2 separate regions of the Homo sapiens genome follow, and region 2 is linked to region 1. A link is a loop called in an ENCODE intact Hi-C map of the cell type or tissue named here. Cell type or tissue: MCF 10A. All regions are shown on one strand. Links, peaks and the distances in the headings refer to the core of each region. The heading gives the core; the rest is flanking DNA.

Evidence for each region. A loop is a pair of places that touch in the nucleus more often than their neighbours do. Peaks named below come from ENCODE experiments on the same cell type or tissue, not always from the same donor. Only the 100,000 strongest peaks of a DNase experiment are listed, where the experiment ranks them.
Region 2: a loop joins it to region 1, with 9 times the contacts of the local background. A loop is called at or near these places in 1 of 110 quality-filtered maps.

The regions. Positions count from the first base shown.
Region 1 is chrX:16,679,231-16,686,846 of GRCh38, forward strand. It overlaps CTPS2 (CTP synthase 2), which reads right to left. Exons shown (of 19, transcript NM_175859.3): 9 at 3,864-3,996. Among named protein-coding and RNA genes, the nearest start is that of CTPS2, 30 kb to the right of the region's middle. In MCF 10A, for the core only: no CTCF peak of the experiment used is centred there; no DNase peak of the experiment used is centred there.
Region 2 is chrX:15,741,921-15,749,536 of GRCh38, forward strand. All of the region lies in intron 1 of CA5B (carbonic anhydrase 5B), which reads left to right. All of the region lies in intron 4 of CA5BP1-CA5B (CA5BP1-CA5B readthrough), which reads left to right. Among named protein-coding and RNA genes, the nearest start is that of CA5B, 7.5 kb to the left of the region's middle. RefSeq lists an enhancer at 5,250-6,111. In MCF 10A, for the core only: no CTCF peak of the experiment used is centred there; a DNase peak (open chromatin) is centred at 3,451.

The DNA.
Region 1 (7,616 bases), core at 1,362-5,361:
GCCTGTAATCTCAGCTACTCGGGAGGCTGAGGCAGAAGAATCACATGAACCCAGGAGGCAGAGGTTGCAGTGAGCTTAGATTGTGCCACTGCACTCAAGTCTGGTCAACAGAGTGAGAGTCCGTCTCAAAAAATAAAAAAATAAAAATAAATAAAAAAAAAAGAAATCTCCAGCAAAGGAACCACTTATATGAAACCTCAGAGGAAAAAGAGAGAAAGTGGTAGCCACTCTGGGACCCTCAAAAAAGGCCCCACCCAGCGAGAGGACAGACCTGATTGGTTGGAGGAAGGCAAGGGACGAGGCTGAGAAGCCATGACACAGACTTGACACTTGAAGCCAATTGCAATGGTTTGAATGTCTGTGTTCCCCCAAAATTCCTATGTTGAAATCCCAACTCCCAAAGGAATGGTATTAGGAGGTAGGTGGGGTCTTTGAGGGATGATTAGGTCAAGAAGGCAGAGCACATAGGAATAGGATTAGTGCCCCTATAAAAAAGGCCCCATAGACCTCCCTCACCCCTTCCGCACATGGGGATATAACCAGAGGTTGGTCCTCTGCACCCAAAAGAGGGCCCTCACCAGAACCCGGCCACATGCTGGCACCCTAATCTTGGACTTCCAGCCTCCAGAACTGTGAGAGAGAAATGGCAGTTGTTTGTAAGCCACCTGGTCTATGGTACTTTGTTACAGCAGCCTGAACAGACTGAGACACCACTGAAAGATCTTAAGTAAAGGGACGACAGGAACAGAGAGAACCGAGAAAGATTTTACAATGATCACTCTGGTAGAGTGTGGCAAAGGCAGGGAAGACTGGCAGCTGGAAACCAGCCCGGAAGCCGCTGCAGCTGCAGCAAACCAGGAGAGATAGACAGATGCAGCCCAATCTTAGAAGGAAGATGACAAGGCCAGGATTCAAACAGTACTTAGGAGAAGCTAATGTCAATGAATCCTATCAGATGAAGCATCATGTGCACCAATTCTTATGTATATAACAGTCCCTCTCTATCTATATTAGTTTAGTATTTCTTCTGTAAAAATGACTCTCCTGGCCAAGCACAGTGGCTCACGTCTATAATCCCAGCACTTTGGGAGGCCGAGGCAGGTGGATCACTTAAGGCCAGGAGTTTAAGACCAGCCTGGCCAACATGACAAAACCCTGTCTCTACTAAAAATAACAAAATTAGGTGTGGTGGCGGGCACCTGTAATCCCAGCTACTCAGGAGGCTAAGGCACAAGAATTGCTTGAACCCCGGAGGTGGAGGTTGCAGTGAGCCAAGATCGCACCACTGCACTCCACCCTAGGAGAAAGGGCGAGACCCTGTCTCAAAAAAAAAAAAAAGAAAAAGAAAAGAAAAGAAAAAAAAAAGACTATTCAAATAAACTTTAAGATACAAATTTCTAAAGGCTTTATAAAATGTATATGTCATGGCAATTTTTCCATTGCCATTTTCTTTTTTTTACATAATGGGGCGGGCGACTTGAAGGAGTGGGAGGAATGGGAAGTAAACTATTCCTTAGAAAGCCAAAAGTAAAAAGTGATTAGGGGCTGGTCATGGTGGCTCACGCCTGTAATCCTAGCACTTTAGGAGGCCAAGGCAGGAGGAATTGTTTGAGCAGTTCGAGACCAGCCTGGGCAACATAGCGAGACCCCGTCTCTATAAAAATTAAAAAATAGGCCAGGCACGATGGCTCACGCTTGTAATCCCAACACTTTGGGAGGCCAAGGCAGGTGGATCACCTGAGGTCAGGAGTTCGAGACCAGCCTGGCCAACATGAAGAAACTCCATCTCTACTAAAAATACAAAAATTAGCTGGGCGTGGTGGCACATGCCTGTAATCCCAGCTATTCGGGTGGCTAAGGCAGGAGAATCACTTGAACCCAGAAGGCAGAGGTTGCAGTGAGCTGAGATGGCACCACTGTACTCCAGCCTGGGCAACAAGAGCAAAACTCCATCTAAAAAGTAATTAACTAATTAATTAATTAAAAAATAATAAAATAAAATTTTTAAAAAGTGATTAGGAAAGAAGGAGGCTAAAAAGAGGAGAGAGAAACAGCAGCTAGTTCTCCTAAGCTAGTGTCAAAGTGGAAGCCATTAAATTTCTTTAACATATAAATGGATCTTTTTACTCATTATACAAAGTTTTTGCCATTTAAGTCAAGATGATAAGACTTGCTTAAACAATGATATACTCATACTGAATATCATTAAATATAAATGTGAGATAGATATATAAATATACGTATCCAACTGGTAACAAGTGGGATTTCAGGGAGGAGGAATCTGCTTTCTGCATTTTAGATTTATGCTTTATTTTGTTTTGTTTTGTTTTTTGGAGACAGGGTCTCAATCTGTCACCCAGGCTGGAGTGCAGTGGCGCAATTATAGCTCACCGCAGTATCAAACTCCTGGGCTCAAGTGATCTTCCTGCCTCAGCCTCCCAATTAGCTGAGACTACAGGCGCATGCCACCACACCCGGCTAACTTTTTAAGTTTTTTTTATAGAGATGAGGTCTCCCATTGTTGCCCAGGCTGGTCTTCAACTCCTGAGCTCAAGCAACCCACCTGGCTCAGCCTCCCAAAGGGCTGGGATTACAGGCGTGAACTACTTCGCCTGGCTTATGCTTTGTTTAAATGTTTTACTCTAAACATGTACTACTTCCGTTCTTATATGGAAGAATATACTCAAGCTATATAAGATAACTACGCCTCTGTTATTCCACAATACTGAGTTTCCAAAACAAATAATCACTGTTTGCTAGCTATCATTCCTCCATGTTAGAGAGGGGAATATAGTATTTTAAAAAATCTAGATTCCATTCCAATGCTAAAGGGAAAAAATGTCCTATTATTTTCCTGTTAGGCAATTACGACGTACTTAAACGAGCATGACAAGCATGCTCATTCATCTGAATGTGCAAAGCCTACTTTCAGAAATGTGCCTTAAACCTACATGTAGAAAACAGCTTACACAGGCCAGGCACAGTGGCTCATGCCAGTAATCCCAGCACTTTGAGAGGCCAAGACGGGCAGATCACCTGAGATCAGGAGTTCGAGACCAGCCTGGCCAACGTGGTGAAACCCCGTCTCTATTAAAAATACAAAAATTAGCTGGGCATGGTGGCGGGAGTCTGTAATCCCAGATACTCAGGAGGCTGAGGCACAAGAATTGCTGGAACGGTGAAGACAGAGGTTGCGGTGGGCCGAGATCATGCCACTGCACACCAACCTGGGCGGCAGAGGGAGACTGTGTCTCAAAAAAGGAAAAAAGAAAACCGTTTACACAGCAAGCCTGGCTGCTGCCCTTGGAAAGGCCTGCTACAAGATTGAGACTTGACTGGCTTCTGGAAACTCTGATTTTGGGAGGGTTCCCATCATTCCAAGAACTGATAGGAGAAGCTCACTGTGCTGAAAGTGTCTGTACAGACAACATGGTTTCTGCTGCATGCTTTCCTTCTGGGAGGCTGGCATTTTGGGAAGTGCTAAGAAGAGGGTGCCTACGTGACCAGCCCCCAGTAAAAACCTTGGGCTTCAAGTCTTCAATGAGCTTCCTTAGTAAATGGCAGTTTGCATGTATTATCACAACTCACTGGACTCTACCAGGGGAGAGCACTTAGAAGCTTGCGCCTGGTTACTCCTAGACTTCACCCTGCACGACTTTTCCTTGGCTGATTTTGCTTTGCATTGTCTGGCTATAATAAATCTTAGCTATGAGTATAACTATATGATGAGTCCTGTGAGTTCTTCTGGTGAATCGTAAGTCCTGCAGGTGATCTCAGGGACCCTTTAACAAAACTTGCCCCTCTGGAACATGTGCTATTGGCATGAATTACTGAGATAGCCAAAAGACCAGGCCAGGACTCACCATCAGATTCAACTTGTGGTTGATGGCCAGGGCTGAGTGTTCCAGGGCTTTGAACACAGAGGCGTAGCAGTCTCTGAGCTTGGTGTATTTGCCAACCAGGGCTATGGAGCATATTTTCTGTAACCTTTCATACCTGGGAAAGAAAACAAACTCAAAGGTTATATGCACATAACAGAACATCACAAACAGAACAATGGCAGCTGCTGCTCTTACTCCAAGGCACTTTTTAAATCCTCGGGAGCAGCTGTAGTCCTAGCTACTCAGGAGGCTGAGGCGAGAGAATCACTGAAGCCCAGGAGTTTGAGACCAGACTGGGCAACATAGTTAGACCCCGTCTCTACAAAAAAATACAAAAATTAGCCAGGCGTGGTGGGGCATGCCTACAATCCCAGCTACTCAGGAGGCTGAGGTTGGAGGATCACTTGAGCCCAGGAGACCAAGGCTGCAGTGAGCTATGATCACACCACTGCACTCCAGCCTGGGCGACACAGTGAGACACTGTCTCATAAAACAAAAACAGAAATCCCAACGTTGTTTTACACAAGCAGATACAGATAAAAATTCAAGTATATCAGAGAAAAAGTTAAAAGCATTAAAAGTAAAAATTGAAAAGCTATCCCAATCTCATAAACATGAGCTATTCTTACATTGGTTAATAAGGTGACATTGTATAAAAAAAATGCATTCTGCGTGTCAGTAGGAAACATTCCAATATTAACTTTGTAAGGTGACATTGTGTAAGAAAATGCATTCAAAGTGTCTACATTTAAAATGGTTACATTCCCAGCTGACCCACAAAAGTCTGGTTATTCATGGCATGCCTGAAGAATGGTGCTGAGAGAACGATTTAAAATATTACTAGCCATTTAGATCATTTTTATGAGAAAAATTCCATTCTACAGAAGACACTCGATCACATTTTACCATTAGAGACACAATTTTTAGTGTTGCTTTTGTCAGGAAATCTGTTCAAAGAACATGAAAAATATCTGGTTTGGTATTAGGTACGTGGAAATGTCATCTTGGGGCTGAAGGTGTTTTAGGGCTTTGAAGCAAACCCTTCCCCAAACACCTTAGAAAAATGTTACCATGATGACGAATATCTCTCTTGAATATCAACATCTGCAAAGAGTGGCCGGGCACGGTGGCCCACACCTGTAATCCCAGCACTCTGAGAGGCCAAGGCAGGTGGATCACCTGAGGTCAGGAGTTCGAGACCATCCTGGCCAACATGGTGAAACCTCGTCTCTACTAAAAATACAAAAATTAGCTGGGCGTGGTGGTACGCACCTGTAATCCCAGCTACTCAGGAGGCTGAGGCAGGAGAATCACTTGAACCCGGGAGGCAGAGGTTGCAGTGAGCCGAGATCGCACCACTGCACTCCAGCCTAGGCCACAGAGCGAGACTCTGTCTCCAAAAAAAAAAAAAAAAAAACAAAAACAAAAAGAACACATATCTGTAAAGAGTACAAGAGAAACTAGATCACAAACAGGCTATGTGTGGGAATAATGCACAAGAAGCTAAGAAGTCAAAACTGACAGGGAAGGTAACTTTCTAGAAAGATGACTAAAATAGCTGATAAAAGGTCACTAAAAGGTGACTAAAATAGTTCAAGCTGCTAACCCTTGAACTCACTACTTTATTTTATGTTGCTCTGGAGGTTTCACAGCTGTCTGTATCTCACACCACCTCTCCATAAAGTATGCAGGTAACGGGCCGGGCGTGGTGACTCATGCCTGTAATCCCAACACTTTGGGAGGCCAAGGCCGGCAGATCACTTGAGATCAGGAGTTCCAGACCAGCCTGGCCAACACGGTGAAACCCTGTCTCTACTAAAAATACAAAAATTAGGCTGGCATGGTGGTGCACGCCTGTAGTTCCAGCTACTCAGGAGACTGAGGAAGGAGAATCACTTGAATCCAGGAGGCAGGGGTTGCAGTGAACCGAGATCATGCCACTGCACTCCAGCCTGGGCGACAGAGCCAGACTTCTTCTCCAAAAAAAAAAGAGGATGCGGGTAACAGAAAGCAGGATGACAGCACACCAAGTAGTAGAGATGATGTCAGAGGCAGGCAGGCAGAGCCGCATTTGAGAACAGCAGATTTGGCTTCACCCCCTTCTCCCTCCTCCATAGACAGAAGAGACAACATCAGCTCTGCCCCCGGAAGGAAGCAGCACTGGGGTCAGTATCACAGGTTACTCCTACGGCTCACTCACAGCTGGTCTTCCCAGGGGAGGAGTCACTGGGCAGCAGGTGGTACAGGTGAGTCCACTGGGTCACACCTACCAGGGAGCTCTCATTCCCCCTTGGACCTGTACTTCCGAGAGCAACCAAGGTCTCCCTCATGTGCCCCACTCAGCCATCAGCCATCACCGAATGTGAGGCAAGCATGTGATACTACTTCAAGCTGCTGTGGGAGGGGGAGGGGAGTCCTCTTTGCAGGGCCACCCCCAAGAGTCGGGTCTCAAGAGAGATGAAGAGGGCTGGGTGTGGTGGCTCATGCCTGTAATCCCAGCAGTTTGGGAGGCCGAGGTGGGCGGATTACGATGTCAGGAGATCAAGATCGTCCTGGCTAACATGGTGAAACCCCATCTCTACTAAAAAAATACAAAAAAAAAAAAATTAGCCGGGCGTGGTGGTGGGCGCCTGTAGTCCCAGCTACTCGGGAGGCTGAGGCAGGAGAATGGCATGAACCCAGGAGGCAGAGCTTGCAGTGAGCTGAGATCGCACCACTGCACTCCAGCCTGGGCGACACAGCGAGACTCTGTCTCCAAAAAAAAAAAAAAAAAAAAAAAAGACAATGAATAGGAGGAGGTGGAGAATTGTGCCCACCTTGACTTCGGGTCCCAGGCAAGCTGTCCCTGTTTAATCAGGGACCCCTGGCCTCTGAGCAGCACTGGGCCTCCATGATAGAGGCTGTTCCTTTGGCCTCCGTTTGGCTCCTTGCACCTCTCTACAGGCTATACTGAGAGGACCAAAGCTAAAGAATGGACACTTCGCATCAATTAACAATGTCACCACCAATGTGATGCAGAGGGAGGCCCAGTGCTGCAGAGGCACCCATGCACAATATCTCCTTGCTTGAAAATTGTCAACAATTTATTGTGCATTCTTAAATAAATAAAAGAGTATACTTGGATTGTTTGTATTGCAAAGAAAGGATAAAGGCTTGAGGTGATGGATACTCCATTTACCCTGATGTGATTATAATGCATTATATGCCTGTACCAAATATCTCATGTACCCTACAAATATATACACCTACTATGTACCCATAAAAATTAAAAATAAAAAGGCTGTAGTGAGTTGAATGGTGGCCCCCCCCCAAAGAAATTTGTCCCCAAAACCTGTGAATGTGACCTTGTTTGGAAAAAGGGTCTTTGCAGACATAAGTAAGGCTCTCCAGCTGAGATCATCCTGGATTAGGGCCTGCCTTACATCCAATGACAAGCATCCTTACAAAAGAAGAGAAGGGAAGAAGACACAAGTGAGAAGGTGATGTGAAGATGGAGGCCTGGAGGCCAAAGGCTGGGCATGGTGGCTCACGCCTTTAATCCCAACACGTTAGGAGGCTAAACCAGGTGGATTGCTTGAGCTCAGGAGTTTGAGACCAGGCTGGGCAACATGGTGAAACCCTGTCTCTATAAAAAACACAAAAATTAGCCAAGCATGGTGGCATGCACCTGTAGTCCCAGCTACCTGGGAGGCTGAGGCAGGAGGATCACTTGAGCCCAGAAGTTCAAGGTTGCAT
Region 2 (7,616 bases), core at 1,270-5,269, 940 kb before region 1:
CTATCTTTGAATACCAAGTACCCTGTCCAACTATACTGTCACTGCCCAGTTCAGTGCTTCATATTCTCTTACTCAGATTATTGGAGTTTCACTTCAAACTCCACATGCTTAAACCTGAGCTACTTATTTCCCACCCAAAACCTGTTTCTCCCACTGTCTCCCCTATCTCAGTTTGTGGTAACTTTATCTTTCCAGTTGTGTAGACCAAGAATCTTCCAGTAATCCTTAACTCCTTTCTTTCACATCTTATGGGCTGTATATTCAAGATATATCAAAATTCAACCACTTCTTACCACCTCCACTGTGACATCTCTGGATTAGTTCAAGCCTTGGATTATCCCTAAAGGGTTTTCCTACTTCTTTCCTACTTCCTGCTTCTTTCCTGTTCCTCCCTGTTTCTACTCCCCAAGGCAATTTTCAACAGGACATGCTGTGATGTTTTTCTGTTTTTTTGGGTTTTTTTTGAGACGGAGTCTCGCTCTGTCACTCTGATGCCAGGCTGGAGTGCGGTGGCGCAATCTCAGCTCACTACAACCTCCACCTCCTGGGTTCAAGCAATTCTCCTGCCTCAGCCTCCCGAGTAGCTGGGATTACAGACGTGCATCACCATACCTGGCTAATTTTTGTATTTTTAGTAGAGTCGTGGTTTCACCATGTTGGCCAGACTGGTCACGAACTCCTGACCTCCAGTGATCCTCTCCTCCCGCCTCGGCCTCCCGAAGTGCTGGAATTACACGCATGAGGCAACACGCCCAGCCTGAGTGATCTTTTAAAAATGTAAATTACTGTATGTAAATGTAAAATGTTACTGCTCTGCTCGGAAACCTCCACTGTCTCCCCTTTTTACTTAGAGCAGTGATTTTCAACCTGTGGTAACCCTATTCCCCTCCCGCAGGGGACATCTGGCAATATCTGTAGATATTTTTTGTTGTAACAACTCTGGTATAGGGTGGAACTGGCATCTATTGGATGCTAGCCAGTACCGATGCTCCTAAACACCCTACAATGCACACAGCATTCCCCCACAACCAAGAGTCATCTGATCAAAAATGTCAACAGTGCCAAGACTGAGAAACCCTAACTTAGAGAAAGAACCCTTGCAGTAGCCCAGAAGTCTTGATCTGTCATCCATTACCTGTGAACCTCATCTCCTACTGCCTTCCTCCTGGTTCACTCTACTCCTGCCATATTGGCCTCCTTACTATCCCTTGAATATGCCAGACATACGCCCACTTCAGGATCTTTGCCCAGGCAGTTCCCCACGCCTGAAATGTCCTTCCTTTAGATAGCCATGTAACTAATTCCCTACCTCCTCCAATCCTTTGCTCAAATTTTATCTTCTCAGCGAGGCCTCCTGTGAACAATATATTTAAAAATATAATACCCTCTCTCAAGTGGCACTCCAAATTCATCTTACCCTGCTCCACTTTTTACTAGACATATTCAAATTGTCTCTACAACTGACTTGTTTATTACATTTGTTGTTTATTACCTGTATCCCCTACTAAAATGTGAGCTCCATAAGGGTAAGGGCTTTGTTCTGTTCCCCAATGAACCTAGAACCATGTTTCATACTTAATAGATGTTCAATTGATATCTTAATGACAAAAAGAATAAAAGAGTGATAGACTGAATGAAGGTTGGTTAAAGGAATCACCTCCTCACTGACTTTCCTGGCTCCACTCACTCCCATCCATCCCGTACTCCATTGTCAGAGTCATCAGAAACCATCACTGCTTTCTCCTGTACCCATGGAATAATATCCAAAAGGCTTCCAGTCTCTTGGAAGTTCATATTCCCCAAATTAATCTCAAATCCTCATCTAGCCCCACCTCCTGCTGCATCCCCTGGGCATCTGCTTGGCCAGTGCATTGACAAATATTAATAGCAGACTTGGAATGATGGGAAGTTCAGAAATACTCTTGGCTTTCTTTCAGAAAAACAGGTTTGAGGTTTGTGGGGTTTTGTTTTTGTTTTGTCTAAAGGAGAAAAAGAAAATCTTCAGAGTCAGGGTCCCCTACAGTGAGATCAGCACCATTCTGGGGCACAGATAGAGGTCCAGACTTTTGGACCACTACAAGCAATCTACCACTGAGTGTGGAGGAGAATGACTGAGAGGGTGAAGGTGAGGATGAAGTCAGGCCCTCTGGAGCCCTCCTGCCCCCTAGCCCTAGAGAGTCAGTCTGGATGTACAGGAGAAACTTCCTCTAGGCCAGGCGTCATTGGCCTCCAGCCTTGGTGTCATGCAGACAGTGTGATTGCAGAATGGAGGGCAGTCCTCAAGGCATGACCATGGCCCTGGCCGTCAGCCCCAGCCTGCCATGCCTCAGTGCTTTCCGGATGGCTCTCTGTGGAGCAGAGTCAAGGGTCATTTCCCAGATGTCTCTGAATGCCATGCTAACAGGCCTCAGACCCACCCCCGACCAACAGCCTCTTGTGCAGGGCCCTGTGCCTTGGCCTCATGTGTGTTCACTCATCTGTTTGTACAGCTCTCCTGGCTGGCGGCCATGCCCTTGGCCTTGTCTTATCACAAGCTTCCCTTTGAAGGCAGAGCCCACACATCCTTTCTGTTGACTTTGCATTGTACTTGCCATCATCTTCCCAAAAATTACTATGTCTCATTCTAACTCGATTGTGAGCAAGAAAGGAGGCCTTTTCCACTTGTTTGCCCACATCCCCCTGATACTGGAATTGTTTATTGAGTAAACCTAAAGTTCTTCCCATTTTGACTCCAATTGTTCTCTTCAGCATTGGGGCCTCATCATCCCCTGCCACCTCCTCATCATCGCGGAAGGTTCCCCTGTCCATCCCTCTGCCTTTGCCTCCCTGTTAAATTGTCTCTCTCCTACAATACATTTTTCAGATGCCACCCTTTCCTGAAACTTAGAGCCCCTGCGCCACATATTCCCATTGCACTAAATCAAGGCCGTCATTGTGTCCAGCTTTGATTAAGAAATTTCTGTTTATGGCCAGGCACGGTGGCTCATGCCTGTAATCCCAGCACTTTAGGGGCCAAGGTGGGCAGATCACCTGAGGTCAGGAGTTCGAGACCAGCCTGGCCAACATGGTGAAACCCCGTCTCTACTAAAAATACAGAAATTAGCCGGGCATGGTGGTGGGTGCCTGTATTCCCAGCTACTCTGGAGGCTGAGGCAGGAGAATTGCTTGAAGCTGGGAGGCGGAGGTTGCAGTGAGCCGAGATCGCACCACTGCACTCCAGCCTGGGTGACAGAGCGTGACTCTGTCTCAAAAAAAAAAAAAAAAAAAGAAAAGAAAAGAAAAGAAAAGAAAAATCTGTTTAATTATACTAAGTAAAATAAGCCAGTCACAGAAGGACAAATACCGTACGATCCCACTTACGTGGGGTATCTAGAATAGGCAAATAAATACACAGAGACAAAGTAAAAGCGAGATTGCCAGGGGCTAAGGGATAGAGGAGGAGTTATTGTTTAGTGAGTACATAGTTTATGTTGGGGATGATGAAATAGTTTTGGGTGCAGATGGTGGTGATGGTTGCACAACATTATGAATGTATTTAATGCCACTGAATTTGTACATTTACAGCTGGTTAAAATGATAACTATTATATATGTTTTATCACAATTTTTAAAAGGTAACAAAAAAAGAAGTATTTGTTTAAATAGTTTTTCTTTGTAGATTGCAAGCTTGTGGGAGTGGGGAAAGAGCATGATCTTTTCATCTTTACACAGCACAGTGCTCGACATGAGATAATCACTCACTGTTCCTTCAGTTCAGGACTGGAAATCAATGGAAAGGAAGAACAGTTAAGGCAAGCTTTCCCCATATCTTTTAGAAGGTTTTGAAATTTCATTTTAATGTCAAATCAGTTTTATCAGAGGGAATCCTGATTAGTTGCAGTTGTTTGTTTGGGGATATTTATTGACTTTAAAAGAAAACAAAAAAATGATACTAAAAGTCGTCCAAAATGACTATTTTCATAGCTTTTTGCATTTATATGATGGGTAGCATTTTAACAAAATCAATTTGAGTAATAATAACTTGTATTTATATAACACTTAGCAGCTTTTTCAAAGAGCTTTCATAGCTTGCACCATTTGAAGCCACAGAAAGCGTCAACTTCTTTTTTTTTTTTTTTTTTTTTTTTTGAGACGGAGTCTCGCTCTGTCACTCTGTCACTCAGGCTGGAGTGCAGTGGTGCAGTGGCATGATCTCGGCTCACTGCAACCTACACCTCCCGGGTTCAAGCGATTCTCTTGCCTCAGCCTCCTGAGTAGCTGGGACTACAGGTGCACGCCACCACGCCCGGCTAATTTTTTGTATTTTTAGTAGAGATGGGGTTTCGCCATGTTGGCCAGGATGGTCTCGATCTCCTGACCTCATGATCCACCAGCCTCAGCTTCCCAAAGTGCTGGGGTTACAGGCGTGAGCCACTGCACCTGGCCAAACTTCTTGTATAGTGTAACTGAGCAACTATTTTTCCTGCTCCTTGGGTTCTAGATTCTTGCATAAATTTAAGGGTGTACTTTAAGCATTAATCTTAACCATTTCAGTTCATATTATTGTAACCACTCAAGGGATTCTTCCTGCCTGCTGCACAAAGAAAGACCACGGGGCATTGTAACCGCCCAGTGGGTTCACATTGCCCGCTGCCTGGACAGAATCGATTTACCAAGACAGGGGAATTGCAATGGAGAAAGAGTAATTCACATAGAGCCAACTGTGTGGGAGACCAGAGTTTTATTATTAAATCAGTCTCCCCGAGCATCCAGGGATCAGTTTTTAAAGATAATTTCGCGGGTAAGGGCTTGAGAAGTGGGGAGTGCTGATTGCTCAGGTTGGAGATGGAATCATAGGGGGTTGAAGTGAGGTTTTCTTGCTGTCTTTTGTTCCTGGGTAGGATGGCAGAACTGGTTGAGCCAGATTACGGGTCTGGGTGGTGTCAGCTGATCCATCAAGTGCAGGGTCTGCAAAATATCTCAAGCGCTGATCTTAGGTTTTACAATAGTGATGTTATCCCAAGGAGCAATTTGGGGAGGTTCAGACTCTGAGCCAGAGGCTGCACAACCCCTAAACTATAATTTCTAACCACTAGCTAAGTTGTTAGTCCTGCAGAGGCAGACTCGTCCCCAGGCAAGAAGGGGGTCTTTTTGGGAAAGGGCTGCTATCAATTTTGTTTCAGAGTCACACCATGAACTGAATTCTTTCCCAAAGTTAGTTCAGCCTATGTCCAGGAATGAACAAAGACAGCCTAAAGGTTAGAAGCAAGATGGAGTTGATTAGGTCTGATTTTATTCACTGTCATAATTTCCTCAGTTATAATTTTGCAAAGGCGGTTTCAGCATTGTAGTAAAGAAAGAGTTTAAGTAGACACGAGGCTGGCCACACCATGTGGGAGATGGAATTAGTACTGAAATAATCTCCTCCAAAGCTCATAGGTTACGGGTTTTTCAAAGGCAGTTTAGGGGAATGGGTGGAGGTGGCTAGGCTTGCTGCTGATTGTTTGAGGAGGAGATGAGATCAAAGTGTCCTTTGATTTCAAAAATACAATGAGGGATAAGTTGATAGGATGTCTGGGAATTTGCTTCAAAATAAGCTGGGGAGGAAAAATGGCAGGAGGGGGGGTAGAAGATGTATAAATAAAACTTGATTGGCCATGAACAGACAATTGTTGAAATGGAATATTGGGTACATGGGTGGTTTTATTATAGTGTTCTCACTATACTTGTATAAAATTTAAGTTTTCCATAATAAAGTTTTTCTTTGTTAAGAAAAACAAAGCAGAGTGAGATTCTAAATTGAAGTTGCCAATGGCCTATTGTTCTTTAAGTCTGCTCAGTTAATTCAGTTAAGGAAGTTATTTGAAAACAGGGTGCTAATGACGCGGCTTTGTTTTCTGGGGTAAATACCCTGGGTTCGGTGTCTCACACGGAGAAGATTAACGACAGGGACACACACGTGGAGTTCAGGAGAGGAAAGTTTAATAGGCAGAAGAAAGGAGAGAGGAGAGCAGCTCTTTCTCTTGCGAGAGGAGAGCAGCTCTCTCTCTTGCAAGAGAGGCGTCCAAAAATGGGACAAGTGGCGGACTGCAGCAGATTTTATAGGCAGGCTTGAGGAGGCGGTGTCTGATTTACATAGGGGCCACAGATTGGTTCGACCAGGTGTGACATTTACATAGCACGCAGGAAGGCTGGTCGCCCCACCCTAATCTTATTTTGCAAAGGGGCTTTCTACTTGGCCAGTGCCATCTTGTCTGCTCCTTACTGTACACTTAGCTGGCAAAGGGAAGATGAAGCCGCCATTTGGAACATGCCTAGTCCTATGTAGTATTTTTCTATTGGCACAACTGCCAGCATTCACCTGTGCAAGCTTCCAGCTTGCTTGTCTATGTCTGCAGCTCAATTTTACAGGCTGCTCTTTGTTAGGAAAGAAAATGATTTGGGGGCTGCTTTTTATTAAAAGGAAAACCTTACTGAGGACTCCCATATCCTCACTATCTGCCTAAGTAATTTCTTCTTAACTCCTATATCACTATTATTTAGCTCAAGGCACCATCAAGATAATCCCTTGAAAGTTGATTACCAGTCCATGTTTGATATCCTGAGTCAAACATTTGCATCTCTTAAATAAGGTGCATTTTGACATACATGCTCCGTTCAAAAATGTATATACACAAACACACACATAAAACTATAAGCAGGCCAGATGCAGTGGCTCACACCTGTTATCCCAGCACTTTGCGAGGCCATTAAGCAGGAGGATTGCTTGAGTCCAGGAGTTTGAGACCAGCCCAGGTAATATAGTGAGAACCCCCCCCCCCGCCCCCGCCAACCCCCATCTCTAAAAAAAATAAAGTTAGCCAGGGATGGTCGGGCACAGTGGCTCACACCTGTAATCCCAGCACTTTGGGAGGCTTGAGGTGGGAGGATCACTTGAGATCAGGGATTCAAGAACAGCCTGGCCAACATGGTAAAACCCTATCTCTATGAAAAATACAAAAAAGAGCCTCTGCACAGGTCGGAGGGAAAGAAAGGAGTTGGAAGATCTGAAGCCCACGTAGCTGGTGGGCAGGCAGGAGTGCAAATGGATGTGAGGCCGAGATCTTAGCAGGCCCAGAGCACATGGCCTTGCAGCCACACCACAGTCATGGTTGCACAAAGGATGTCCTGAACATCTGTTTGAATGTGTCTCAAGTACTCAGACTAAACACTTCTAAATCTGTAGTGGAATGAATGTGTAACCAAGAAGAATTGATTTTTTTTTTTTCAAAATTTCAGAATGGAATAGGGATAGTTTTCAGGGAAAATGGATGAAGCAGTATTGTGGTGGGGAAAGTGTTCAAAGTTAATATTACCATAACTTCAGAACACCATAGTGAATACCTTGGAAAGCATCATCTTCATCTTCTGAGACTTTGACTGTGACCATGTGAAAGGTAGAGAGAGAATTCAGGATTAACTTTGTCTGTTTTCCCATGTTCAAGGGCCATTGTGTTACACCTAAAATTGGCAAAGAGTCATAGATTATATTTAAGCTCAGATTTCAAAACTGTCCATGACTATTTTGGCAGGATGTATCTTGGGTTTTTTGTTTTGTTTTTGTTTTTGTTTTTTTGTTGTTGTTGTTTTGTATGCAAT